4 separate regions of the Homo sapiens genome follow, and regions 2, 3 and 4 are each linked to region 1. A link is a contact called in ENCODE Hi-C or POLR2A ChIA-PET data. All regions are on one chromosome and are shown on one strand. Each heading gives the region's core, a stretch centred on a gene start or an enhancer-like site at or near the end of the contact. The rest is flanking DNA. Distances are from core to core; before and after follow the strand shown. Region 1 has its middle 190 kb from the start of TANK-AS1. Region 2 has its middle 6.1 kb from the start of ITGB6. Region 3 has its middle 19 kb from the start of LINC02478. Region 4 overlaps RBMS1 (RNA binding motif single stranded interacting protein 1).

Region 1 (7,099 bases), core at 2,546-5,045:
AATGATCCTTCCTTTTTTGTATTCTTCCTTCTAGTTTCAACATCTCTTTAACAGTACCAGGATTCTTAATTTAATTCAATAAATATTTATATATGGAAAAGAAATATATGTACATATGTATAGATATATAGCATCTTTGTAATAAACTCTCTTTAGCACTGGAATAAGAAATCAGGGCAGGGAGAGGAGCAGGGGGAAGGAGCTGCGTGACCTGAATGAATTTTTCCCACTCTTGCCAATGTTGCCTTCACCCTAGAGGCTTTTCCCTCTAGTTTCCTTCATCAACCCCATGGTCACCTCTGGGAGTAAACTCAGTGTAGGCAAAAACTTGTCCCATAGCTTAGTTGAGATACTTTCAACCAAACTTCTCAAAATTCCAAGAATTAATAAAGAAAAATAAATATTGAGAGTTGCTGGGTATGGCGGCTCACGCCTGTAATCCCAGCATTTTGGGAGGCCAAGGCAGGAGGATCGCTTGAGTACAGGAGTTTAAGACCAGCCTGAGCAACATAGTGAAACCTTGTCTCTACAAAAAATAAACAAAATTAGCCGTAAGTGGTGACTATCACCTGAGGTCACAGCTACTTGGGAGGAGGTGGAGATGGGAGGATCACCTGAGCCCCAGAGGTCAAGGCAGCATTGAGCCAAAATCGAGCCACTGCACTCCAGCCTGGGCAACAGAGCAAGACCCAGTCTTAAATAAATAAATAATATTGAGAACGCAGAAATCAAAACAATTCAGATTACAAAGAACACCATTTGTCCCCCTAGTCTTTTTTCAGCAGGAAAAAAACCTTTATTTCAAGCAGAATCTTACACAAACCCTAACAAATCACACAGAAATTCTTAGAGCTGTTCTAGTAAGTGAAGAGATAAAACTCCGTCAGGTTCTACTTTTCTACTGACCTTCACCTTAAGGAGATCCCTGAGAGTCCTCTCTGGAACCTTCTGGAATCCCTAAAGGGTCTCTGAGCATCATTTAAAAATAACCTTAAGTACAGACCTCCATGTGACAGATACTGGCTTTAACACACCTCACGACCACAATCTCCCCACCTCCCCTTCACTTCTACACACCATAGATATCTCAACCCTCCCTCAAAGTCAAGCCCAGGACAGCACTCCCTTCCTCTCTCCTGCGCCGTCTGTGCTGGTCTAATACATATGTTCCTTCCCTTAGTGACAGACACTAGGCTTAACCTTACTTTTCAGCTGCAGCTGCGTCCCTGGTGTGGGTATGACCTAGTCCCAAATACAGATCCACAGTACAACGCAATCTTAAAATAACCTCAGCATTCACATTATCATGAAGTGATAGAGAGGAAGTCGTTTCCTCCTTAACTGAAGGGATTCCCATCCCTGTAAGATTATAATGTTTAGAGGAGACAAAACATGTTTATACATGAAATAATCTGACTTGAAATAGAAAATAAAATAAGACAGTATAAAAGAAGTTTCTAAATTGAAAGCAAACATGTAAGTGATATAAGTGGTAAGAAAAGGCAGAGAGCAATACTGGCTGGAGTGATCAGCAAATATTTTAAAGCGTAGTTTAAAATTAAGATGGATGCTGAAGGAGGGATTTAGAGAGGACAGATGGAAAGAAAGAGAAGGGTATTCCCAGCAAGCATCTGGCAAAGTAAGGTGTATTCTTTAGGAAGAAATTTGCATTCTAAATAATAAATGTCCAAATAGATCTAAGCTTTACTTAAAAGAGCAAACTTCTAAGAAGAAACAAGTTACATTAGATCCTTGACAGAGGAGAGATTTTTTCCACTGAGAAGATGTAAGTGGAGCTTCTCAAATCACTTTCAAGAACTCAGAGATAGCTCTATTCCTGTGTGCCGAGATCTCTGCCCAAGGCATTTTGAGGAGGAGTATGAAAAACCTAGTAGTTTGGATTCCAGTGTGTTGCAATAATTTTGAAACACTAAGCAGTATATTCTCCTTCCTACTTTTATCTCTCTTCACCTTCCATTCCACCTGTTCCAAGCTCATTGTCTGATAGAGGAGAAGATCACAGAAAGTAGAAAAGAAAGGAATCTTTTCCTGGCTTTGGACTTTCAAAAGGCGAGTGAAAGATTTAGAAGAAAATGAGATGATTCCTTGGTAGTTGTCCTCATTTATACCTCCATCTCCAATCCCTTCATCCCCTCAAAGCCAGAGAAGAATTCCCCAGGCCTGGGGGAAGGTTTGGAAAATAGGTGGTGGGAAGTGATGTGAGAGAAATGTCCTCCTGGAAGATGCCCTTCACCTCAAGGACAAGAGTAGAAGCAAGTTTAAAGCCAGCCCAGCCTTCGCCCAAACAAGGATGTACATTAGGGGCTATGCTACCTGTCCATCCTTCCCACTGGCAGCTAGTGAGGACTTCCCTTCCACAGCATTCAGCACTTTGGCACTGGAGCGCCATCTTTTTCTGCCAAGTTACCACAGATAACTGCCTAGTCCAGTCCAATGGTTTTCAAACATTAATGTGCATCAGAATCACTTGGGGGGGCTTGTTAAGACACAGATGGTCAGGTTCCACCACTAGAGTTTCAGATTCAGCAGGTCCCAGGCGCAGATGGAGAATTTGCCTTTCTAACAAGTTCCCCAGTGATGCCAATGGTGCAGGTCTAGGGACCACACTTTGAGGAGTGCCCTAGGCAATGCCATAGGACATTTTACTCAACAACTTTACATACAAGTTGTGGGACCTTAACCACATTTCCTATCCCCTCTGTCCCTCAGTTAACATATTAAAAAAAAATAGGTATATTACCTACCTCATACAGTTGTGGGTAAAGATTAAATGAGATGTTGCTAAAATATTTATCAAGGGAATTGGCTTATGGCACGTAATATTGCTGTTTATTATTATTTATAACAACATTTAATATAAGGCCTCTCCCCTAATTGTTTTTAATAAATGTTTTCTGGCTAGCTGAATTGTCACCAAACTTTCACAATCCCAAAAGAAAGTTGGGTAAGGCTACACACTCCTGTCCCCGCCTCTGTTCCCATGTCCATACCCTAACAATGACAGGACCAAGAAATTGCCCTCTGGTCTATCCTGCCTGAAGCCTGAGCATGTGTCCCTCTAAACCCCTCCAGACCCCGCTATGAAATATAAAGAATGTCAGCAGGCAGCAGGCCTCCGTTGTTAAGAAGAGGAAACCGGCCGGGCGCGGTGGCTCACGCCTGTAATCCCAGCACTTTGGGAGGCCGAGGCGGGTGGATCATGAGGTCAGGAGATAGAGACCATCCTGGCTAACAAGGTGAAACCCCGTCTCTACTAAAAATACAAAAAATTAGCCGGGCGCGGTGGCGGGCGCCTGTAGTCCCAGCTACTGGGGAGGCTGAGGCAGGGGAATGGCGTGAACCCGGGAAGCGGAGCTTGCAGTGAGCCGAGATTGCGCCACTGCAGTCCGCAGCCCGGCCTGGGCGACAGAGCGAGACTCCGTCTCAAAAAAAAAAAAAAAAAAAAAAAAGAAGAGGAAACCAGGAGAGGCCGGCTCCCAAAGATGTGGTCCAGTAGGAATTCAGAATCGCCAGTATTCTTAGCTCCTGCTTATCTTGGATTGAGCCTTTGTTAGATTTTTTTGTTTGTTTGTTTTTAAAGCTAAGCAGTCTTGTGAAAAGCAGCTTCTCAGTAAGCTATATAGGCACTTCCTGGTTACCCATGATATGAGAATAACCTTTAAACTATTTCCATTTCTGATCCGGGCTGGAAACAGGAAATGCATTGGGTACAGCTTTAAACAACAACAACAAAAAGGGACCAAAAGATAAACCAAATTGTCCCAGGGTTCAGAAGAGGTTTATGCTAAGCGTTAGAAGGTTCAGATTTAGTGAATCCTCCCCCACTTTCTGCCATTCCAGAAATTCCTTTTAGAGGAGGGGGAAAAAAAAAGTGAAGAGTTGTACTAAATTGCAGAGCACTGCCATCTTCAGGGCCAATGAGGAAAATTTCCCAGGGTCAGCCAGATAAATCATCTTCCTAAACACTTCATTGAAATATAATCAGATGGTTAAAAATTTGACAGCAGACAGACTGGAACAGATTTTTCTACTGTTTCCAATGTTTGAAAAGTCAGTAGACACAGCTTTTTGTGGTGTATGAACATTTAAAAAAATATTTGCTGATTGAAAAGCCATTTACAATAAATAGGAAAGTTTAAATAGCTCAAACTGCATTGCCAAATGATGGGAGGAACACAGGCACAAACATATTGTTCAGAAAAAAAAAATTCCTTAAAAAGAAAAGTATGAATCGAATGATTTAGAAATGCTGTTTGAACAGATGGTGTGATTAACAACTAGTGTGTTAGCCATCTCAGGAGCTTACAGAGAAGTAAACAAATGCAAGGGGAAAAGAATCACTTTATTCCCCCAAAGAGTGTTTAGTTCATTTCTCTATGAAAATTTAGAAGTCTACATTTTGAAAGTTGGATATCCCTAGGGGATATTGGAAATAAGAAGTGACAGGAGTCTTTTTGGAGAAAGACCACATTAGGACAAATGCAGATGCTCCCCATACAGGCTGAGGTGTACAGTCATCCAAAACGCTGGAGGCAGGTGGTGCTGTGCAGAACACACAAGCCATGGAGAAAGAGGGCTGGGTTCTCACCCTGGTTGTAGCCCCAGTTACCACTGGCCTGGAAGGCTAGCCTTGTTCTCTCTGGACCTCAGTATCTTTCTTTGGAAAGTAAGAGTGAGAACCAGATGAGCTGTACAGCTTGCTTCAAAAACTTTAATGTGCACCTGGGGATCTCATTAAAATACAAATTCTAACTCATAGGCCTGGGGTAGGGTCACAGTTTGACTTTCTACTGGCCCCCAGGCAATGCTGATGCTGCTGATCCACAGGCTACATGTTTAGGACCAGGGTTCTAAGTCCTTCCAGTGATGATACTCTATCATCTTCTGATATTCCAGGTGTTGCTCAGGCAAGAATAGAAGACCAAGTGTCTACCTCCAAAAGGTATATGACTTTGAAATGGGTAAACATATATATGTATAAACATGTAATAAACATGCCTCATGCTGAATTAATTTTGAAAGCAAATCAAGTATTTATTTGCATTATGTAATTAACAATGGAATTGACTTTTGTGAGCAGGAGAGGTGAAGGGGAAGTCCTGGGAATTGGGTGTGGAGACCACATACTATATGGGGATGAGATGAGGGGGAGATTGAGATTGGGAGCTTGAATCACCCACCAGCATCCACACAGCATATTCAAGACAGATCCTGAGACTTCACCAGAATCTGACACTTTTACTATATGAAGGGCACTGTTAAGAAAATAGAAAGGCCGGGCACAGTGACTCACACCTGTAATCCCAGCACTTTAGGAGGCTGAGGCAGGCGGATCACTTGAGGTCAGGAGTTGGAGACCAGCCTGGCCAACATGGCAAAACCCTGTCTCTACTAAAAGTACAAAAATTAGCCAGGCGTGGTGGCAGGCACCTGTAATCCCAGCTACTCAGGAGGCTGAGGCAGGAGAATCACTTGAACCTAGGAGGCAGAGGTTGCAGTGAGTTGAGATCGTGCCATTGCACTCCAGCCTGGGCAACAAGATCGAGACTGTCTAAAAATAATAATAATAATAGAAGAACTGAGAGGAAATATTTGCAAATTGCATATCCTACAAAGCACTTATATCCAGAATGTATAAAGAATTCTCAAAACTCAACAGTAAGGAAATATCCCAATTTAACAACAGGCAAAAGACTTGAACAGAGACTTATCCAGAGGAGAGATATGGGTGCCAAATTAAAGACGCTCAACATCACTAGCTACTAGGGAAACTCACATTAAAACCATGATGACATACCACCATACACCTATCCCAATGGCTAACATAAAAAATATTGACAATACCAAGTGCTGGTGAGGATATGGAAAACTGGATCACTCATATATTGCTGATGGGAATGTAAAATTATATGACACTCTTGAAAAGACAAAACTGAAGTGACAGAAAACAGACCAGTGGTTGCCAAGAGGACAGGTGTGGGTACGAAAGGGTAGCACAAAGAAGTTTTGGGGGGAGATGTAAGTGTTCCACATCCTAACTGTGGTGGTGGTTAAATCTACACGTGTTAAAATTCATAGAATTAACACCATGAAAAAGTCTATTTTACTGTATGTTAATTTTTTAAAAAACAGTGATCTGGAAAACATTGAACAGTTGGCTTTTAAAGACTTTGAGTGGAAATGAAATGTTTTTGAAAGTATTTGAAGTAAGTGTTTCCTACCACCACTATAATACTTTACCAGCAACATTTTAGTCTTAGCTACCATTTTCTATCTCTTCACACAGTCTCAGGAGATGTTCCCGTATTCTGCTCCCAACAGTGTATTATTAAGCCCATGACACCCTTTCCTTTTCTGATCATATTTTAAGATGTCAGATCAGTCTTTCCCTACAAGTTAAGGCCCTATCATTAACACAAATCAGCAGTGAGTCCAGGAGTCCAACTCATTGCTGACATGGCCTTGCCTCCCAGAAACTTAACATTCTTATAAAAATAAATTAAATCAGTGGATTCTCCCATTGTTTGCACCACATAATACTCCCCCAGAAATTTCACAGAAAGAATATGTATTAACAATTCCTAAGAAAAAGATAGACAAATTGCTGTAAGAAAATAGTCAACCTCATTAGTAATTGAAGGGCTGCAAATTAGAATGAGATGCATTTTTTAACCCATCAGCTTCATAAAGATTAAACAGAATGGTAGGTAAATATATACAGTGTTGAGAAGAGTGTGGGGAAATGGCGTATGGGGCTGAACTGGCTTACCTTTCAAGAGGCCAGTTTCACAGTATATAGCAAAAGCCTTAAAAATGTGCATCCCCTTTTGCCTTGGAATTCAACTTCTAGAAATTCATCCTAAGAAATAAGCAAGCAAGGATGTTTGGCTTTGCATTGTTTTCAACAGTGAAATATTGCATGCCAGGGCTTTAAAATCCCTTCCAGAGTATGGATAAAGATACTATCATTGTCTGATATGCTAGATGCTGCACAGAGCATAATATTATACTCTGAGGGTATAATGTGATTCAGAAATATGTATGGATTAATACACATAAAGAATATACTGAATGCCAA
Region 2 (7,099 bases), core at 1,692-4,191, 760 kb before region 1:
ATCTAAAGAACACTTCATCTTGCTAAAGAGGAACCTGTCTTTGTTGGAAGACAAATTCAAGTGTCTCTCACATTTCTGCACATCTTACAAGCAGAGGACCTGGCTGCCTTTTTTCTAGACTCTCTTTTCCAGGATGTTTATAAAGTGAACGGCCTTTGAAAATACAGACAGTGTCCCTCTTTAGGGAAAAGGAAAAATTGCTTACAGCTTTGGAAGATAGAGACAGTGTCAACCTGCAGAACAAAGAGTAGGCCTGTTTACTGCCCATTATAAAAGGTTCAGTTTCCCTAAACTCAAAGTTCTTCTCTTATAACACATCTTACTACATGTGCAGGAGTCACCTCTTTCTTTTGTGTCATCTTGTGGGAAATGGTATTGGGGAACTGTGAAAGAATGTGCTGACACTCTGACCACTGCAATTGCTGTGAATTAAAAAGTTCTTAAAAAAAAAAAATAATTAAAAAGTTCTTTTTCTGTGATGCAGGCATCGCATGTCTCCATCAGTACCCACAAATCCATGACAAGCTAACTTGTCAGCTTGCAAGTCAGGTAAAAGCCCAGGCCCTTCATAGTTCTTGACAATTTCCCACACAAAATCCACCTTTGTCTGGAGACTGAACATGCAACTTTCAAACCTCACTTTGGAAGAAAAGATCTTACATCCTACAAAACTGCCTTGGACTGACAAGTGCTGCCCTGGGCTCCAGAGGTTTCCCCAGGTCTTGAGTTGCCTGTCTGCCCATAGACCTCCCTGGCAGCCGCTAGCAGGCACTCTAGAGGAGCTGGATCGGGGTGGCTGCCCAGCTCTGGATATGCCAATCCCTGGAAACTCTCCATGGTTCTAGCTGCCACCAACAATCTCTCCTTCCTGAGAACACAGTTAGACTACCTCTCCTGGCCTGTTTTGCAGCTAAGAAAATCCCAACAACCAGCTCTTGCCAACAGAATACGAGTGGAAGTGGTACATACCCCTTCTAGATCATCCTCATGTCCCTCTGACAACCAGATGCAGGCAGCAACAAGGTCCTAGAACTCTAAAACCACAATTTGACCATGTATTTAAATGGACTTGTGCCATCCCACATAAAGACTTCCATCTCAGTCCTAGAATCATAATCACACTGATTGATTTATTCTCTGTCCCCCATGGCTGCCCCTCCAGTGCACACCCTCCCTAATTTTCAGGCCTTCACACAAACCATTTGTTCTTCCTGCAGGCCTTGGGTTGCCTCTCATGCCTCTCACTTGGCTAATTCAGCTTGCCCTCCAGGTCTCAGTGTAAACATTAGTGTCTGCAGGAAACACTTTTTGGTTTCTCTAGGCCTCCCCTCCTGTGGACATTCCCCAGAATAGCCATTTTTGCTCTGCTTGTAATTGTCAAAATAGTTGCCTTTACTCAACAAATATTTATTCAATTCTTGCTATGTATCAGACAGCGACTGTGTCTCAGGAATCTTTCTATTCCTAGCAAGTAACACAATGCCTGGCACTTTGTAAGTAGTCAATTAATGTTTATATTGAGAATATGGGTGAATTTTAAGTCTTCATTGTCTAGTATTTCACCAGTTACAAAGCAGGTACTTCATGGATATTGAGTAAACAGATGAGTAAATGAAAGAATGGTTTAGGAAGGTAAATAATACAATTAGGAAAGGGAAAATGTGTTCCCTGCTTGGGTTGTGCCGAAAGCTGAGAAAAAGCTTAAAATGCAACGTAAAGAAAAGGCAGGGGGGAATTTGAGACAATATAAAGTATAATAATGTTATGAAAGAATATCTATCCACTCTGTTTGCACCTTGGGACTGCTGGCTAATTTGTACCAAGGGGCAAGACACCGGGAAGACATAGCCTTGCTTCCTAAGGAGGGTGCCTGGTGTCCTCTTTTGGAAAGTACCACATCCACCCTGCTGTGGAGGGTGGCGGCCCTGCCTGTCCCATGAGCTGTCAATCCATGAGATGCCAGCATCCTGTAAAGTCCCCAGATGAAAACTGTGTCTCCTTAGCCAAGCCAAATGGATTACTTACCTCTGTTTCTATGTATGTAGAATCTGAAATGGGAAATACAAATGGAAAATCAGGAGTTTGGTAATGGGAGGTGAGGCTGGCAGGATGTATGGAGAGAGCACATAAGGTTGGAGGGAATGAGGTGCTTCCAGAGTCAATGTTAGGAGGACTCGGCAGCTACATAGAGGCAGAAGCCCAAGGCAGAAGAAAGCTACATGGGGTGGGAGATGAGAGGACCAATATGCAATCAGCAAAGAAAGGCCTTCAGCCACACAAACTGAAGAGTGCTAGAGTCAGATCTACAAACTCACTCTGCCGGGGGGAAGGAGCACGGCCCAGGCCTAGAGCTGCCGTGGATCCCAAATGCCTGTCCAGTTTGGATCTCTGGGAGGCCTGGCTCTTAGCTTTCCCCAGGATCCCGTCTCTTTTAAAGCAATGTGTATTCTTACAGCAAATTCCCATTACTTGTGGGTGGTTGAGAGGATCTTACATTCTTTAACATCCAAAGGTTCTGTCATACCATCCACATTTTCAGACAGGTTGGTCAGATTCATTAGATGGAATCCTACCATCCGGATTGCTCAGAACCCCAGCCTAGGGGGCTGTGACTCCATGTGGGAGTCTGAACCTCCTCAAGGGGCCTCAGCTAAGCAGCAAGGGGGTGGAGAGAGCAGCTCAGAGCTCAGGGACACAGAGCTTCTGCACTCCGCCCCTCTGCTGGTCCTGACTTCGGAGACTTAGAAATGGGCTGTCCTCAGCGGTGCTCTGACTTCAGGAAGCCAGTGAACCGGTGTCTGAGTCACTGCAGTTAGCTTGAGTCTCTCCCAGACCCAGCCATTCATCCACATCAAATAAAGACAGTCCAGGCCCCAGCTGGGCCTGCCCCGGGGCACCTCACAACACTCCTGGGAGAGGAAATCCTGAGTCAACCTGGCTGGGAACCAACTGGAAACCAGGGACTTTAGTCATGGCTGTCTGCTCTTGGGCGGGCCTTGCTGTGCTACCTGCTTCATCTGAAGTACCGGTGACAAGTCTTCCACCTCCAGGTGTCTTTCTGTGAAAACGTTTCATTGCGAGTAGCTAAAAGAAGGCAAGGTAAATGGCTGCTTTGTCTCTGGGTCTCACTCTGAGGTAGCTCCAAAGCCTTGCACAGTGGGTTGTTTGCAGAATTCTGTGGCTGACTTGTGGTTGTACATAACAGGGGGAGCAAGCAACCTGGAAGTAGATACAGTTGTTCCTTTTTTTGTGACCTTCAGAAAGATTCCCTTAAAGAAGACTTTCCTGTCATCCTTGTTCACAATGCCCACAGGATGCTAAGTGCTAAAGAAATGTTTTGTGGCCTAGGCCTTACATTCTAGGCTGGAGTTTCCTTTTTTGTTTATTTTGGTAAAATTTACATAACATAAAATGTAGCATTTTAACCATTTTTAAGTATATGATTTGGTGGCATTAAGAGCATTCACACTGTTGTGCCATCCTCACCACTGACCATCTCCAGAACTTTTTCATCAGCCCAAACTGAAACTCTTCACCCATTAAACAATAACTGTCCATTTCCCCTCCACCAACCCCCAGCACCCAGCATTCTACTTTCTGTCTCCATGAGTCTGACTACTCCAGGTGCATCACATAAGTGGAAACATATTTGTCCTTTTGTGGGAATGGCCTATTTCATGTTAGCATAATGTCTTTAGGGTTCATCCATGTAGTGGTATGTGTCAGCATTTCCTTCCTTTTAAAGGCTGAATAATATTCCGCTGTATGGATATACCACATTTTGATGGCTTAATCATCTGTCAATGGATGTGCTGTTTCCAGCTTTTGGCCCTTGTGAAGAGTACTGCGATGAACATTGGCATAGGGATATCCATTTGAGTCCGGCACTTACTTTTTAAAGCCATCATGATGCCCATAATGGGAGGAAGCTGAGTGTAGTGGGAAGAGTTTGGTTTTGGACGTAGGGAGTCCTGGGTTCAAAATTGCAGTCCTGCCAGGTCCTCCTGTCTATCTGTGGGGAGAGTGTTTATCTCTGAACACTTTACTTTTGAGACTATGAAAAAGGGATAATATCCACCTTTCAGTAATATGGCGAAGATTTCATTACACCATTTTGGGATGAGTCCAGGTTTTGTGGGGCCTAAAGATTATACCTTTTGGGAGGCCTTCTTTAAGAAAAGAAATGCAGGCCAGATGTGGTGGCTCACACCTGTAATCCCAGCACTTTGGGAGGCCAAGGCAGGTGGATCATTTGAGGTCAGGAATTCGAGACTAGCCTGGCCAACATGGTGAATCCCCATCTCTACAAAAAATACAAAAATTAGTCAGGCATGGTGGCACGTGCCTATTGTCCCAGCTACTTGGGAGGCTGAGGCAGGAGAACTACTCGAACCCAGGAGCAGAGGTTGAAGTGAGCCAAGATTGCACCACTGCACTCCAGCCTGGGCAACAGAGCGAGATCTCTCAAAAAAAAAAAAAAGAAATGCAAAACTGGAAATAAATCATGTGTGAAAGTGTATATTTATTTCAAATCAGGGGGGAAAACCCATGACAACAGATTACTGAAAGCTTGAAAATTCCAGTCTCTTTGTTTCTTAACATCACCTCAGGCACTTCACCAGAAATGCTTTCTAAAAAACGCTTCCCGATGGTAATCTGGCTTCCATCCCACCTGGAGCCACCCGCAGCTCCCAGATACTCCCAGGCACCTGTGCACACTGGAGCCTAGGTTGAAGCTCTCTCAGTTTCCTGTAAACCCTCCTTTGGTTTCACTTGGGATGCATGTTTATTGTTGCTCATTTTAGTGAGAACTTACCAAGTGCCCGGCATCATTCAATATTGTATTAGGGTAGCCCTATTTTGTTCTCACAAGGCCCCAATAAAATGGGGACTATTCTATTTTCATTTACCAGATAAGGAAACTGAGGCATGGAAAAGTTACACAACTTTCCCTCACTGCTCAGAAAACAGGGCCCTGGAGACAGATCGCTACCCTCCCACCTGAGTTCAGAATCACCCTGCAAACCGCCTCCTGGTAGATAAGAGATGTACAAAGAATCATCAAAAAGATGCCAACAAGAAGTGAAATTCCACGAGGAACTTGAAAAATATGTTCGCCTGTCTATCTCAGGGCTCTGGTTCCAGCTCTAGCTCTGTGTCTAGTGATTTCCTTTTGGGTTTGTTTGTTGCTTATCCTGTAGATCATTGGCTGCCAAAAATGAGACAAAGATGTGGTCCTGGATTGTACCATCTTTCTCTGCTTTAAAGTCAGTACAAATCACTTAAAAACAAAATGAAACAAAACATGTTGCCTGGCCCTTCAGGGGAAGCTGAGCCTGCTGGTCAGGAGCCAGGGCCTGGCATTGAGTCCAGGAGAGCACGACTGTGGGCATTTCCTGTGGTCGGGAGATGACTCAGGATGAACTCCGGCCTCTGAGCCACAGGCAGCCCCGGCACTTCACAGTTACCACCCACACCCCACCCTACTCTGGAGCCTGGCAGTCACACTGCCAGCTACAGGGAGCCTGTCCTGTGAGTTAGGCCTGCTCCAGAGGCCCATGCAGTCAGGGTTCAGAAATTATATTGAAGTCTAAAAGAATTGAACTCTTTCTGTCTTTTAGTTTGTGGAATAAATCCAAAGACGAGATTTTCCAGAAAAATACCATTGGATGTGAATTTATTCTGAATTGACTCTGAGAACTAGACTCGTTAGGCCCCTTTTTCCTATCTGTGAAACAAATAGCAAGACGTCACATGAACAAACACTGATTGCCGAGTGGTTCACTCATTCACAGCTTGCAGAGCTGCTGAGCCTTCTTTTTTCATTTACTCATTTATTGCTTCAGCAGCCGCCTGTGGAGACCCCACAATGGACCAGGCACTGTTCTGAGAGCACAGTGTTGATTAAAACCGACAGGGTCTCTGCCTCATGGAGCTTACATTCCAGTGGGAGAGACAGACAAGAAACACACGAACAAATAAAGATGTCAGATGGTAACAAATGCTGAGAAAAATAAAGGATGGCAAGGGGTCAGAGAGTGGCCAAGGTGGGGTGGCCAGCAAAGCCTCTCTGCTCAGGTGGTGTTTAGGCATAGCCTTGGGGAAAGGAGGGAGGGCATCGCAGGGCTCTCTGGAGGACAAGCAGTCCTGCCTGTGGGAAGAGCAAGTGCAAGGTCCTGGTACGGGATGGTTTGTGGACAAGCAAGGTGGCGAGCGAGGCTGAAGCAGAGTGAGTAGGTGAACTCAAGGAGTCCAGAGGAGATGAGCCAGACAGGCAAAGGGAAGAGGGCAGCTCATGAAGGAGGGGTGGGTTCGGGGGGGCGATGGTCAGGGCTCCAGATTTGTATTCTGAGTGAGAAGGGAAGCTTTTATGGAGTTTTGGTTGGACATGATGTAGCTTATAAGGTGGCAAGTATGCACAGACTATAAGACGATAAGGATGGAAGCTGGGGGGCCTTATTGCAGGCTGTTTCAGCAGAGATTATGACAGCTTGGTCTATGGTGGGAGTAAAGGAGGAAGTGAGAAGTGTTTGGATTCTGGATATATTTCCAAGATAGACATGATTTACAAACAGATTCCTCATAGGGAGGGAGAGAAATCAAGGGATCAACGATGACTCTAGCAGTTATTGAGGCCCTGAATCAATAACCCCACCATCACCACCAGGGTTCTCCAGCTGTTTCAGAGAGAGAATACCATCTGCTCATCAGCAGAGTCATCGGGAGCTCTAATCTGCTCTAACAACTTGGAGGGTCATGAGGAGTCATAACTCTGCAAAAAGCATTCCATGGTAGAACCAGAAAGGTCTGAACTATGCAGGCCAGTGCTGTATGGAGACTGTTTGTATGCTGTGTTAACATTCCTTCAGTCCAGTGGAGGTCTGATTAGCCAGCATCTTCTGTTCTGGAATTCCCCATGACTTTTTGGTTGCAAAAGAAAACCTGGAAAATCCCTGTGGTCCTCTAGTTCTCTCTAGCTGTGCTGATAGACTAATTGGGGTTAGTTTCAGTAACAAAAGTCTCCCCTAACAGAATAAAAAAATACTCCTCTTAAGAAGGCAGAAGAGATGGGTATATTTTCTTTTAAAAACTCCTTGGA
Region 3 (7,099 bases), core at 1,347-3,846, 720 kb before region 1:
ATGTAGACAGTCATGTCATCTACAAATACAGACATTCTTACTTTAAAAAAATATTTTTCTCCACTCCATTTTGGGTGTGACTATGTGGCTTGTTTTGACCATTGGGATATTAGTAAACATAGTACAAGTAGAGACTTGAACAGCGCTTGCACACTGAGGCTGGCTGACTCCTGCTGCTCCAGATCCATGGGATCACCATGTAAATGAGCTCAAACTAAGGCCACTTAACGGAGAAATGGGGCCCACACTCTAGCAGACAGCCTGTTACCCCCCAGATGTGTGAGTCAGGCTTTTCTTAGACCAACCATCTGGCCCAAAGGAGACCTACAGAAGAACTGCCCAGCTAAGCTCAGCCCAAATTGCCAGCCCACAGAGTTGTGAACTAATAACCTGCTGTGCTGGTCAGTCCAATGGAAGGCTAGATTCTGTTCACTGCTATATCAATTTGTTCCATACTCAGGTAATGAAGATGACATGGATACATAAGAAAAGTGCTTGTGAAATCACAGAAACTCTGTGCAAGAGTACTATACCAGTTCCCTCCTCCTATATCTCCACGTCAGCCTTCTCATTGTTTGGATGTCTGTGATTTAAAAAAAAGAAAAGGAGAGGGGAGTATAGGCAGTGAAAATTACAAATCAGGAAAAGCAAAAGTAGGAACTGTGCTGGTTATTGATCTTGAAGTCAAATTTACCAGGTTAAGCCTACATCCAAGTTGGGAATTGCATAGGTGAGTGGAGAGTACATAGATTAAATAAAGAAGAGATAGCCTAGAGGCATAGTATATGTATGAGCCATGAATGGTGTCTTTCTCAATTTTAACAGCCTCTTTGCTTCCTAAATCTTCAAAAATTGGACTGTTCACATGGGGCAGTAAGCCAGCCCCAGCACATCCTTGCTCTTGCCTCTTTTTCTCCGATCTAATTCCCTGGTCCCCAAGAGTTTTCTAGTTCATTTTTTGGCAGAAACATCAATTTTCCTCAAGTGCAGATATTGTGCCTTAGACTACAATCCAACTTGGAACCTGGTAAGTCAAGTTCTACTTAGTGAAAGACATAAGTAAAGGCAGGAATTGGATTCAAATATATTTTCTTGAATGCAGCTAGCTGATTTGCTTATGAGGTTTAAATTTTTTTAACTTAATATAACAATATTTACTTACAGATTTAATTTAGATATGGCTCTTGATATTGGGAACACAAAAATCAACATTAAGTCCCTTCAATAAGAACTCCACAGCCTAATAGGAGGGTTCAAAGTGTGTGTGTGTGTGTGTGTGTGTGTGTGTGTGTAGAGAGAGAGAGATATACAAAAACTAAGAGTGTGTAACTGCCCAGGGAGCACCATAGATGAAGGAACTAACCATACATATGCACATAAGTTGAGTGAGGAGTCAGGGAAAACGCCATCAGAAAGTGATGCTCAACTGGATTCTTGAAGAAAAGGAGAAGATTCCACTAGGCAGATCTGGAGACATGAAAAAGCACTATGGGTTTGGGGAACAATAAATACTTAGTTTGGCCAAAGCATAGGGTATATTGATGTGAGGAGGGAAAGATGGTATGGAGGGAATAATGAGAGATGAGGCTGGAAAAGTGGGCAGGAGTTTCTGGATCTCAAATAATCTTGAATAGCAGTCTAGGTGCTGTAGGTGTTAGATTGTGTTCTCCAAAGTTCTTGTGTTGGAAAGTTGATCACCATTGTAACAGCACTAAGAGGTGGGACCTTTTAGAAGGGATCAGGCCATGAGGGCTCTACCCTCGTGAATGGATTAACACCATTATCATGGGAGGGGTTCATTGTAAAAGGATAAGTTGAGCTCTCTTTTTCCTCTGTCTCACCCTGTCTTGTTCTTCCACCTTCTATCATGGGATGATGGAGCAAGAAGGCCCTCACAAGATGCTGGCCCCTGATCTTGCATTTCCCAGCCTCCAGAACTGTAAGCTGACAAATTTCTGTTCATTACAAATAACTCAGTCTGTGGTATTCTGTTATAGAAGCACAGAACAGACTAAGACGGTAGGGAATTCAAAATTTATCCTGTATATGATAGGGAACCAGTGAAAAATTTTAAACAGAAGAGAAATGCATTCTGATTTGTCATTTTGAAAGATAACCAATGGTAGAACGTTGGTGAATTGGAGGGAGGGGGATCGCCTGGAAAGTTAGTGTAGCAGTCTAGGCAAATGTGGATGAACTATAATGCCAGTGGACATGAAAGAGGAAAGGATCAATGGCAGATCCAGGTGAAGGAGGAGGACAAATAAACCTGAGGTTTCCTGCTCAGGCACTTGGTTGAAGTAACCTGATGTAGCAGAGCTGTATGTATGGGTGAGCTTTGTGTTATTAAACAAAATAATCATTTTAATATTACAATTTGACATATCTATCAACCTCCTATGGGGCTCCCCAAAGAGGTAGGATATTTCAAAGGAGAGAAGCAGTCAGGGCATAGAGTAGATAATGGTTCAGAATGGCTAAGTACAAAGCTGAATGCCAGTAGTGTGAAGGACAGTCAAGGGCCTTCTTTTGGGAACTCCAACCTAAAATAGCAGTCTGGGCTGGCCTGCCTGGATTGGCAGGCCCATGCACTGTGGCCAGGTTGGGGTGCCATGCCTGTGAGCAGGCTGGCTGGATCCCCAGATGACCTTGGCCTGTAGTTAGCTCTTATAACTACATCTTGGGTGTGGCTGATTTCCAAAGTAGCAGCAATGGCAGCTGACAGCTTTGGAAGTGTTTATTTTCTGTAAAGAAAAAATGCCCATAAGAAATACACCTCCCAAGTGGTTGTTCCTCCTGGTTTGATTAAGAGCTTCTGTGGCTGAGAATATGCCTATGGTTTTTGTAAAGCCATTAAAAAATTAATCGCTTTTTTCTTAAGTCAAAATGCCTTGAATCTCTTAGGTAATTTAGAAGAATCAGTGTAAGTTCTAACCCTGGGAAATATGTCAAAGAAATGCCTGCTTGCACGCTTTAGTTCATGAGAGTATCTTTTCCCCTTCTGCATATCACAATAAAAGTAAATTCCAATACAAGGATTCAAAGGCAGAGAAGGAACCTAACCCTAACAATCAGATTAGAAATAAATGCCCTCTTTGAGGATCTGAAGTTGGAATACAAGATTCCACTAAGTTTGAGGCTCTCTGATTAAAAATTCTTGCTGTCACCTACAGCTCACAAGGCCAAAACATCTGGTGCTAAATTTGCTTTAGTGTATGGTAAATGGGGAAAACATTGAGAGATTGCAGAAATAGGATTTTGTTTGTAAATTGAACTTTAGCTATTGTACTTCATCCAGGGAACACTAGAGGGAGTATGTCAGATAGAGGAAAAAGATTACAATGGGAATAAATGGGGAATGAAGAAAGGAGAACTCTAAAGAGGAAGGCGTTTTTGCATATCACTAAGGCACAAAATTTTCCTCAGGCAGATACCAATATTTGTATTATGACCAAGTGACTTTATATTCAAAACCCTGTATTAAAAAACTTTATGATCTTCTGAGCCTGTTCAGAATCTAAAATAGGAGAGGAAAACTATTACTCTCTGACCAGAATCTGTATTCTGTCCATTTCAGGCATTTTATGAGCCAATACAATACAGCTCTACCTGTGATTTTTTAATTTTAGAGGGTACATTATTTGGATGAATAATCTTTCACAGATATTGGATTTTTTTTTTCTTTACAGTACTAGTGGTCATACTTCCAAAAGTTCTCATGGTGAATAGTAATGATACCAGGCATTTTCAGACACTTGTAAGAATAAAATATGCTCTTCATAGATAACCTGAATTGGAAGCCCTTTTCTCTCCATTTTCTCCATAATTCTCAGGTATTAGTTCTACACTAAAACACCATTTTACAATCCAGAGATACTGAAGTTAACTGGCCCAATGTCATGCATATGTCAAAGCAAATACGAACTGATATTTATTTCCCTGTTTTAAATTTCCAGTTCCTCATTTCCTTTGTGCCTCTTGAAGATGCCAAAAAAGTTAGTGAAGACTAGAGTCTCATCACTGATTTTTTTAAAAAAAACTTTAACAATTAATTAGTACAATCAGAAACAAATATCTTAAAATCTTAACAAGAGACTGTTCAACTGGTTATTAAAATATTTTACTGAATAAACTAAGGCTTTTATGAAATACTGTCTTTAAACCATAGCAGATTTTTAAAATGCAGCTGTTAAAAGCATATGTGAATCCAAATATAAGAAAAATCACAATAAAGCATGCTAAGTTAATAAGGATCTGCTCTTTTACAAACCTTGGGGTAGGCTCACCTGGACATTAATGTCAAGAGAGTAGAAATGACATTACAAACTCCCTAAGGCAGCGTCTGTTGGAAACGATCGGTGATACTGACAAGAAACACTCAGCTCTGAAATTTGGGTTTGCATTTGTTAGCCATGCATTATCCTACTTACCTCTCAGGGTAGAACCTTTAATTTCAGAAAGTGCTGGCATGCATTACTGCACCCGTTATCAAAAGTCTTTGGCAGAAACGCCATTTATCCTTGTTGTGGTAATGAACAGATTTAAAACATTCTGGTGTCACCATCCCTGAAAAAGCACATTCATTTGAATATTTCTTCCACCAGCATAATGAAATATTTCATGAAGGCACATGGGTGTAGAATACTATGGAGAGATATTGCTGGTGAATGACAGAACGTCTGGTTGATTTACATGAAACCCCAAGTGCTCATATGAGAATAGGTTAGGTTTAGATTGACGAGCAAATGTGTAACCAGACTTCTGGCTGACAAATGGCAGAACTATGCCAGTATATTAGCTTCTCTGGAGAGAGACCAAAAGTGAAACGGGAGGATCAAGTTCACTCCATAAAGGACATTCAAACCTAGTGGATGGCAGTGTGGCTGGGATATTAAGCACTTATAGATATTAATACCCCAAAATAGTATTGAGTTTACAGTTGAGCTGGCCAACTGTAAGCCAATGGTCAAACTCTTATAAAGCATTGCCATATGCTGTGCGTGTATATTGACATTCCTTCAGGAGTATCCTGGTGTTTTCAAGATAAGTCTATTTTATTGGCAGCTTTGGTCACTAACTCTAAAAATGGATTGTTTGGGTAAACTAGAAACTGAAAATAACAACTGAAGAGATTAGTGTAAAACATGGTGCCAAGCATTTAATGGTCCAGATTGAATTAGATTTATTTTGGCGCAGCACAGCCGTGAACAGAAACATCCACACAGGCTTTGTAGAGAAGGATGAAGAATTTGGACCCTTACTCTCTTTTCCAGACTAAGACTGAAAGTTCAGGACTTCGGATATGCATTCAAGGAAGTAATATGATAGTAATAATAAATACTTCTCAAGTTCCCATGGTGAGCCAGGCCCCCTGCTTGGCACTTAGTGTACATTATTTCATTTGATTCTTACCACCACACTGCGGGTGGGATTCACAATGTTTGCTTTATAAATGACCCTGAGGTTCATAGACGTTGGTTGACTTATCCAAGGCCATACAAGTAAGTGATCAAGTCAGGATTTAAACTCCAGTCTGACTCGAAAGCCCTTTCCATCATGTTACAATCCTTTCCAAATGTCTGATGAACAGTACTGGTTAAGGTTTGCAGCTTGCAGGCCCTTTGGTATTTGCAGAGCATTGAGGCAAGAACAACAGAGAGAGCCAAGAGTCTTGGGTTTGAATCCTGGCTCTACCATTTATTCACTGTGTGATCTTGGAAAAATATCTAAACTTTCTGGGCTCTATCCTCATCTATAAAAATGTGGGTATGTGTTGTGTGGTGGGTAATAGAAGATTTATAAGCTACCTTTCATTTCTAACTTTTGATGATTTTGTGAGCTTTCAAGGGGCTTTTAATTTCCTGTAATTGAGGTGCATGTTTGGTCTTTTGCTCTTTAAGTAACTCAGCTGTGAGGAGACACTTCCATTTGAAATTCAAGAACTGACTTAATTTCTGCTATAGAGACACTATTTCTCCCCTCTGTAAAATTCATTTCTCTAAGTGGGTTGTCTCAACACAAACTATCTTTTATTTTCTTGGTGGACAGCTCCACTGTGTACTGAAAGTGGTGCTCTGCTCATAAGTGCACCATAACGAGGGTTGTAGGACATGCTAGGAATACAAAATGGTACATCATAATATTACCACAAAGGAATATCACTAGAGTTGGCTTTCATATGAAGGCAATAAATATTACTTCTTGTGGGTTAGAAGACGAAATATGCAGGGAGCTGCCTATTTTGGATGTTTCGGTTTATTTCTGTAAATTAATGAAATTTTATTTATCACATGTCCCTCCTTATTTATAATTCTGTACAGTATGCTGACACCTCTGCAAATGGCTGTCTATGCTTACAGCATACCACCCATTTCTAGTTTGGCCTGCACCCATTCCTCCTGTTGATGGAAATGTATACATTGGATCTCATGAACATTCATCACCCACTGCTCTGCATTCTTGAAGATCAAATGACATGGGCCATGCTGTATGTGGGGAGCAATGTTTCAGAATTCCTTTGATGTTGCTCCTTGTGACAATGGCTAAATCCAAGCTTTTGCTATCTGACCAAATGCCAAATGTGTTAGCCTGAATCTCTATGATCCTATAGATAGCTGGATGGAAAAATAAGATACAACCACTGCAAAAACCTATTTTCCAGGGCTAATTAAGGTAAAGTTTTGATTAATTGAAAAGCTAGCTGAGCAGGGTGTTCTTGCTAATTAGGAGCTAATGTATAACACTTAAAAAATTCATTTAATATATACTTTGTGCCATCTATGTACACAGTATTAAGTATTCAAAGAGGGGAAATGTTCCTATATTCTTTGTATCCAAAGCACTTTCTGATTTTCTTCTACCAATTACTTCTGAAAAATTTGTTCTACTTGTTTTCCTTTTCAAGGCTTTTTTGTTGTTGTTTCTGTTACCAAGATGTGATCATGCAGAATATGTATTTTGAATCAATTTTTATTCATTTAACATTACAAGAATTTAACCCAAGTATTGTGTTAAGTGTATATGACAGTGTGCTTAAACATTCCCTTATTTGCTTAAAATTTGGATTGTTTCCACTTGTTTTCCATGATAAAAATGCTAT
Region 4 (7,099 bases), core at 1,675-4,174, 600 kb before region 1:
GTATTTTTAGTAGAGACAGGGTTTCACCATGTTGACCTGGCTGGTCTTGAACTCCAGACCTCAGGTGATCCGCTCAACTCGGTTTCCCAAAGTGCTGGGATTACAGGCATGAGCCATCGTGCCTGGCCCCATTAATTTAGATATGTTACCATTTTTTCTGGTCCTATATCCTTCAGATTCTTCCTTCCACTGCCCAGGTTCCTTGCTGAGATATCATCTGAGTCCAAACACCACTTTATTTAAAGAGATTCTCTTTTAGAAGGAGAGCAGCAAAGGGTCAATAATAGTCAATGCAGAAATGCTATTCACTGAAGGCTGAACTTGAACTGGGAACATCGGTATTGCTTAATCCCAAAATAAAAGCAGCCTGAGATCATATCCTACCAAATCTATTTGATTCATGCCCTTAATGAGCAGCTGAACTCATATCCTTTCTCCAAACCACTAGTTTTTCTCTAGGGGCTAACTACTTACTAGATATAAAACTAAGACCAAATTCTGACACTTGCTCTGCCACAGGTGGCACCTCAGAGCACTGGCCATGCCCCACAAAGCCTGTGCTCCTTCTCTGAAGCCACTGAGTTGCTACCTGCCATCCAGCCCTACTCTATTTTTCACATCAGTGAGAACAGAGGTGCTGGAAAGTAGCCCACACACCTGCCTCCTGTCCCAAGCCTTTGATTGACGCAGAGAACTTGTAGCTATTAGAACTAGACAGGACTGAATTTTCTCTTAAACCTCCTTTGATTAGTGTCTCAGAAACCATCCCTGACACAAGCCACACTGTTTTCACAGTAGGACCCAGTATGTTTAGCGTAGCTGTTGGGCGATGAAATGTGGTCATCTGGGATGAGACTTGGAGAAGTCAGTAAGAAGCTGTGGATCAGGCCCGCCCCTACCTCTTAGTGGGATTACATCAACACGAAGTAAATGAACCATCAGGCATTTTAAAGACTGCATTCCAAGACTGCATTCACTTGAACCTTTGATTTTGCCAGGAGTGGAAAGGGAGTGGCGGGCATGCACTTGTATAATTAAAGAAACATTTGGATGTATGACTTAGTTGGAGATTATTTAGACATGAAAGTAGTAGGTTTTTTTATTTATGTATTCATTTCTGGCCAAAATACAGCTATGATTTACATATCTGAATTTACAGAGCCAGTTTAATATAAATTTGATGGCCATCCATATTTACTGCAGTATTTTCCCAATGTGGGAAGCAGGTACAGCCTGTGCTTCCCTGCTTCCCCTGTTAAGTTTCCCCTGTGAGGGAATGAAATCTCCCAGCATCTGATCCCAGGCAGAAGAGGGTTCCTAAATGTACCCAATGAGGACTACTAGCCTCTGGTGAATCCTATACAGAACAAAGTTCAAATTCAAATTTTATTTCCAAATCAATTCTTTCTTGGGGCTAACTGAAGACAGAGAAAGAAAACTGAAAGAGAGAAGCGTTGAATTATTCTAGGTTGTCAATTTTTAATTTTCTGGTGCAGAAATTTTTAAACCCAAGATTACGTTTTTAGAAGTCACTGAAACTGGGCCGGGCGCAGTGGCTCACGCCTGTAATCCCAGCACTTTGGGAGGCCGAGGTGGGTGGATCACGGAGTCAGGAGTTCGAGACCAGCCTGGCCACCATGGTGAAACCCCGTCTCTACTAAAGATACAGACTCTGCTGAGTACTTTACATACATTACCATACTTAATTCAATCAGACAGGCAGGTAGGTTATTGTTCTCCCATTGTGCAGATTAGGAAACCGAGTCTCAAAAAAGGTTAGGCCATGTGCCAGGGCCACACATTTAGAAGGTGGCAGGGCTAGAATTTGAACGCAGGTCTGCTAGAAAACAAAGCCAGAGCAGAGCCTTCAAACAGTACTCTACGTGGGACCCCAAAACACTTTCTATGTCCTGAATGCTCTATTTGTATTCTTTCATTTTCTGTGCCCATCATTTTTGCTGACTAATTACCAAATTCCAGCTTCTCTGAAATTTGATACTTAATACCATTGGCAGATATGTTTTTTAAGAAAGTAAAAGGTGCCTTTAATGTTTTTTAAGAAAGTAAAAGGTGCCTTTAAGTTGACTTAATTAACACACAGTCTGTTAAGTATTAAAAAAACAAAGATTAGCTCTTAAAAAAATCAGTTTTAAAAATTCTACTTTATAAAAATCTTTTCATTAAAGAATAAATTCTACAAACAACTTCTGAAAGCTTCAGCATATTACTGCTAAACATTAGAGTCAACATTTTAGGATGACGTGACTTAAAACAGTGAAAAATTAAACCCTCATTCATAGATTAAAATGCAAATACTGACAAGCCTTTAATTACAGCTTCAGAACTCTGATAAATTTACAGCAATTACACTTTGCGTTAGATTAGGTGTCTTGGCAGCACAAATGATAAACAAATTTTTAAAAAGCTTACAAAGGGACAAAAAGGGACAATATTTTAGCCAGTTCCATTTTCATCACTGGTAGTCCTTCTACATTTTGCCTCTCAAAACCCGGAAGCTGCCTTGGAACGTGAAAAGACCCTCTATGGATGAAGCTTGCAACTATTTACACACATTCAATCTAATTAGGGGACCTGGTGGCTGGATAAGCATGCTAAGTGCCCACTCATCCCAAAAGAGCCTAGTAGTCTCTCAGCCTTCTCTAGCCTAATTTTTCCTGTTATCAGGTCAGGCAAACAAACTACATTCTTCTATCTCCAAGGGCAAAGAAAACAAGCTAATTCAATTTTCTTGATAATATTTATATGGGCTTAATTTGCATGCCAAAATGGATAGAAAACAAAGTCACTCGTGAATAAAGGGGTGGTTGTATTAGACCCTCAGCCTTTCCTGCACGAGTGGTTTGGCACCATCAGGAAGAGCGTTCATCAGCACTCAGAGAGAACTTCCCGTATGGACAGCACTCAGAGAGCACGTCCTGTGTGGGCAGCATTCAGGGAGGACTTCCTCTATGGATAGCAATCAGGGAGCACTTCCTGCATGGACAACACTGATGCCTCCTTCCCGCCAGAAGCCCCACTGGGCCTCCTACACTAAAAGGATCAACAACAGGCACAGGGCAACTATACACAGGGTAATACTATCTCCCTCTCTATCACATCACCCCCTATAGAGAAGAGAGAAATAGTCTCTCCTCTATGAATACAAATCTAAAGGTCATTTACAAAATTAACCACATGTGAACTAAAATACATTAGTAATCATGTACATTGTTATAGATTTCTATGCAGCAAAGATAATTTTAAAACAAAAACTTGTCATTTAAAATTCTATTGTCTCATTTCCTTCCTATTACTAATAGGCTAAAGAACAGTGCTCTGACCAATCTTATAGCTGAAGCTGTCCTCCTCTTCCCACCCCCACCTTACTTAGCCACTTCTCTAATAATTCTAGTACGTTTTGAAGGGAAAGGAAAGCTAGGACCTGCCCTTTAATTTTCTTCAAGTCTTCTTTAAAGTTTTCATCCTTATAGTTCAAGAAGGTTATCATTCCCACCCCTGTTGCCCCTACACCCACCACCACCACCACGACCACCACCACCACCATCCCAAACAGCAGGTTGGTTTAATACATCAACTATTTCCTTCATCCAGAAGCAAAATAATCACTACAGTTGCTCCTGAAAGCAGACAGAAGTTTACAGAACATTATCATTTTCACAGGGAAACAGTATAAGATCAAGCCTGAAATGAACTGAGTACTATGTGAAGACAATGTCTGCTACACTTATTTCCATACACCAGTTCCTCTCTGTATGCTTTCAAGATGTAAAAGGAATTTAACAATTTAAATAAATTATCAAAAAGGAATGAGGGGGGCCCCCACATGGGCCAGTTATCACTACAGTCAGAACATTTTCTTTGTTTCCTTTTGGCCATATGAGTGACTGAGAGAGGGCTGGGAATGGTGGCTGGAAAGAGAAGTTCTGGCACAGGGAACTGGAAAAACAAAACTAAATGTGGGAGGTGAACTGGAGAGGGGTGAGAAACTGGCCAGGAATCAGTTGCTCCTATGGATAGGTCAGAGAAGGAATGCCTGAGGCCAGGATGTTAAAAAACACATAGCTACTAGATTAATGAAGAGTAAGGCCCCTTTACACAGCCAGTGTGTCTCACTTATACATACCATGGAGTTAAGGAAATAATCAATTAATCCCATTTGATAACAAGGATATCAAAGCTTAAAATCACATAGCTAATTAGTTAATGAAACTGGTTCTCATATCTTCACTGTTCCTTGTTTGGAAAAAAACTTTGCAGCTTCTCAAGACTGTGAAACTGACCAATAGAGTATTAAATTTTTTTTTTGGCTGGATTAAGCCTGTCAAAGGAGAGGGGCCCATGTTACCTTCACTATTCCAATAAAACCTAAAAATAAAAATTCCCAATATGTTTCACAATTAATTCTCAAAGATATCCATCAAAGTTGATCCTTGCATGTAAAACTGCAATCTCCACATAGAAATCTCTTTACCTAAGTTCATGAATAAACCATCATTTTCTTATGCTTCAGATAAAAGAATTAAAGTTAAGACTTGCATTGTTGAATACAACATGACTGACTGAGATTTCCTTCCAGATCCCATCAAGACATTAGATTCCTTATCATTCAAGTATCTTTTAAGGGTTGGTTCTGTGCTCCTGAATGCTTATCAGCCCAATTGTTCTATTTCCTTCAAAAGTTCTTCTAAGAACTCCAGCGACTCGCCAAGTTGCCCACTGAGAACTCTGGGCCAGGAAACACACAAGAGTTTTTGTGCAATTTGTTCCATCTAGTTTTTGTAACAGCATTTATAAGGGGTATGGGTGTGTGAATATGAAGATACCAGACTGAAGACATTAAATTTAAATTAATCACCACAAAACTAGAGGGCCAAAAGAGAAAGTAAGGGGACTAAGGCAATGATTTCAAAATTTCCTTGCCAGAGAATGCATTCATCAGAAAGGAAAAGCTTTTAAGAGTGGGTTCCCAGCCTTAGCTACCCTTAATTGCATTGCTTATAATGGTGTAGTACAGTACAGTTTCTAAAAATAGAGTTCAACCAAGGGAAGATCAGGGAGGAGGGAGGATGAAAAGACAGGGGACAAAAAGGTTGAGGAAGGCTTCACAGAGGGGGTGGATGGCTGAGTGAGCTGAATACAAATGACATGTCATTAAGAATAAAAGGGGTGGTGGCTCATATCTGTAATCCCAGCACTTTGGGAGGCCAAGGTGGGAGGATCACTTGAGCCCAGGGGGTTGAGACCAACCTGAATAACATAGCAGGACCCTGACTCTACAAAAAAAATTTGGTGGCACACGCCTGTAGTCCCAGCTACTGAAAAGGCTGAGACAAGAGGATCACTTGAGCCCAGGTCAAGGCTGCAGTGAGCTGTGATTGTGCCACTGCACTCCAGCCTGGGTAACAGAGCGAGACCTTGTCTCAAAAACAAAAACAAACAAACAAACAAAAACAATAAAAGGAATGGCAAATCTGAAAGAAAGGTGGGTAGAGTAAGAAGAGGAGTGACCAACAAGGACATAGACTGGAAGGATCATTCTTCACAAAAGCCAGAGAATTACCCTGGTTGGTTCAGAGGAAGCTCCCACAAGTTGATGTTGGGGTAGGAGTGTGGTGGTACTAAAAAGGTAGTAGGAAGAACCTAAAAAGCAAGGTGGAATGTGGACATGATGTCACAGGTTACCAGAATCTCACATGTAGAAAAGAATTTAAACACAGTAAATGAAGAGCATGGCTTCTGGAGAATGCAAAACTAGAAAAACACTTCCCTTCCTTCTATAAAAATAATGTTTATAACAATAATAATAAAAAAAATTGGCTGGGCACGGTGGCTCATGCCTGTAATCCTAGTACTTTGGGAGGCCAAGGCAGGTGGATCACCTGAGGTCGGGAGTTCGAGACCAGCCTGACCAATATGGTGAAACCCTGTCTCTACTAAAAATGCAAAAATTAGCCAGGTGTGGTGGTGGGCGCCTGTCATCCCAGCTACTTGGGAGGCTGAGGCAGGAAAATCATCTGAACCCAGGAGGCAGAGGTTATAGTGAGCTGAGATTGCACCATTGCACTCCAGCCTGGGCAACAAGAGTGAAACTACATCTCGGGCGGGGGACGGTGGGGGGGAGGAATTGAACGGAAAAGTTAGAATATCCAGATTCAAGTTTTGTCCTGGCCAGGAGCAGGAATGAGTATTATCCCTGGAAGGCTCAGGTCTTCACGTGTGAAATAAGCAGGTTAGCCTGGATGATTTCTAAGCTTCCTTCCAGCTCCAAAATACTCTAAAATTCTGGATAGTGCTGGACAGTGCCATCTCCAGATAAGACATATCAAGACAGAGCCCAGTCAGGACCTTTAGTACTCTTGTCTGTCTGCCAAATAGAGAAATGGAGCAAGAGTTTGTTAAACTGGCAGACTCCAAGGCCAACTTCTGTGACATCGTGCAACTTAAGACCAACAGACATCATACTGCGGCACCATTTTCCTATGCCCCTTAGGCCAGCATGGATTCCCGACTTAGTCATAAGTGATTCTAAGAAAATATTCTAAATATGTAAGCTATCCTAAAACAACAACTGAAGCCTAAAGGAACAAATGTAAAACAAAAAACAATCTTAAAGAGCTCCTGAAACCAGAGTATCCTTAAGGTAGAAACAATATTACAGCTGAAATAACCATAGTAACTTAAGATCTATAGAGACTGTATGTTACTTAGCAGCCTGCCATCTTTGTGTTTCAACGTGTAATCAGTATAAAGAGTTACATTTCACATTCTATTCAATCTCTTCTATATAAAAGGACCCTGTAACAGCTCCAAAACCACTTTAAAAGAAAATTCAACACAATAAATAAATTACAGCCCAAACAAACAGTAATTAGAACGCAGTAAACACAAAATCCCACCCAACTTCAGGTGCAAAATTAATTATTCTTCTGAATTCTGAATGCAGGTGTGCAGTGTTTTCCTCCTCCTTGAATTTCCAGATCCATGCCAGTTTTCTTCCTCAACACAGAGCCTTGTGAAGGGGACAAGAGCAAACTCTTCCTTTACTTTTTACTCAAAATAAATGGAAAAAAAAAAAAAA

What was found. Hi-C counts contacts between places; a loop is a spot of excess contacts on that map. ChIA-PET counts read pairs that join two places held with the same protein, here RNA polymerase II (POLR2A). Pooled maps may share reads with other maps.
Region 2: a loop to region 1 is called in a map of endothelial cell of umbilical vein, with 3 times the contacts of the local background. The contact joins two enhancer-like sites. A Hi-C loop is called at or near these places in 4 of 168 maps with a recorded cell type or tissue (HepG2, endothelial cell of umbilical vein, mammary epithelial cell and 1 more) and 8 of 50 pooled maps. POLR2A ChIA-PET finds 5 or more read pairs at or near these places in 1 of 52 experiments (activated T-cell).
Region 3: a map of heart right ventricle shows a loop between it and region 1 (4-fold over the local background). The contact joins two enhancer-like sites. A Hi-C loop is called at or near these places in 26 of 168 maps with a recorded cell type or tissue (CD4-positive, alpha-beta T cell, CD4-positive, alpha-beta memory T cell, Caco-2 and 17 more), 1 of 37 single-sample maps with no recorded cell type and 32 of 50 pooled maps. POLR2A ChIA-PET finds 5 or more read pairs at or near these places in 3 of 52 experiments (BJ, Caco-2 and activated naive CD8-positive, alpha-beta T cell).
Region 4: a loop to region 1 is called in a map of endothelial cell of umbilical vein, with 5 times the contacts of the local background. The contact joins two enhancer-like sites. A Hi-C loop is called at or near these places in 3 of 168 maps with a recorded cell type or tissue (cardiac septum, endothelial cell of hepatic sinusoid and endothelial cell of umbilical vein) and 2 of 50 pooled maps. POLR2A ChIA-PET finds 5 or more read pairs at or near these places in 3 of 52 experiments (A549, AG04450 and IMR-90).

The regions. Positions count from the first base shown.
Region 1 is chr2:160,966,501-160,973,599 of GRCh38, forward strand. No RefSeq gene overlaps it. Among named protein-coding and RNA genes, the nearest start is that of TANK-AS1, 190 kb to the right of the region's middle. Within about 2 kb of position 3,796, at least 8 of the 41 ENCODE cell types and tissues checked have a DNase peak (open chromatin) inside an H3K27ac peak, as active enhancers do; they include endothelial cell of umbilical vein and heart right ventricle, where a contact is called at or near this core.
Region 2 is chr2:160,202,855-160,209,953 of GRCh38, forward strand. No RefSeq gene overlaps it. Among named protein-coding and RNA genes, the nearest start is that of ITGB6, 6.1 kb to the left of the region's middle. RefSeq lists enhancers at 6,715-6,804, 6,945-7,014. Within about 2 kb of position 2,942, at least 17 of the 41 ENCODE cell types and tissues checked have a DNase peak (open chromatin) inside an H3K27ac peak, as active enhancers do; they include endothelial cell of umbilical vein, where a contact is called at or near this core.
Region 3 is chr2:160,249,160-160,256,258 of GRCh38, forward strand. No RefSeq gene overlaps it. Among named protein-coding and RNA genes, the nearest start is that of LINC02478, 19 kb to the right of the region's middle. Within about 2 kb of position 2,597, at least 7 of the 41 ENCODE cell types and tissues checked have a DNase peak (open chromatin) inside an H3K27ac peak, as active enhancers do; they include heart right ventricle, where a contact is called at or near this core.
Region 4 is chr2:160,368,812-160,375,910 of GRCh38, forward strand. All of the region lies in intron 1 of RBMS1 (RNA binding motif single stranded interacting protein 1), which reads right to left. Among named protein-coding and RNA genes, the nearest start is that of MIR4785, 36 kb to the right of the region's middle. Within about 2 kb of position 2,925, at least 8 of the 41 ENCODE cell types and tissues checked have a DNase peak (open chromatin) inside an H3K27ac peak, as active enhancers do; they include endothelial cell of umbilical vein, where a contact is called at or near this core.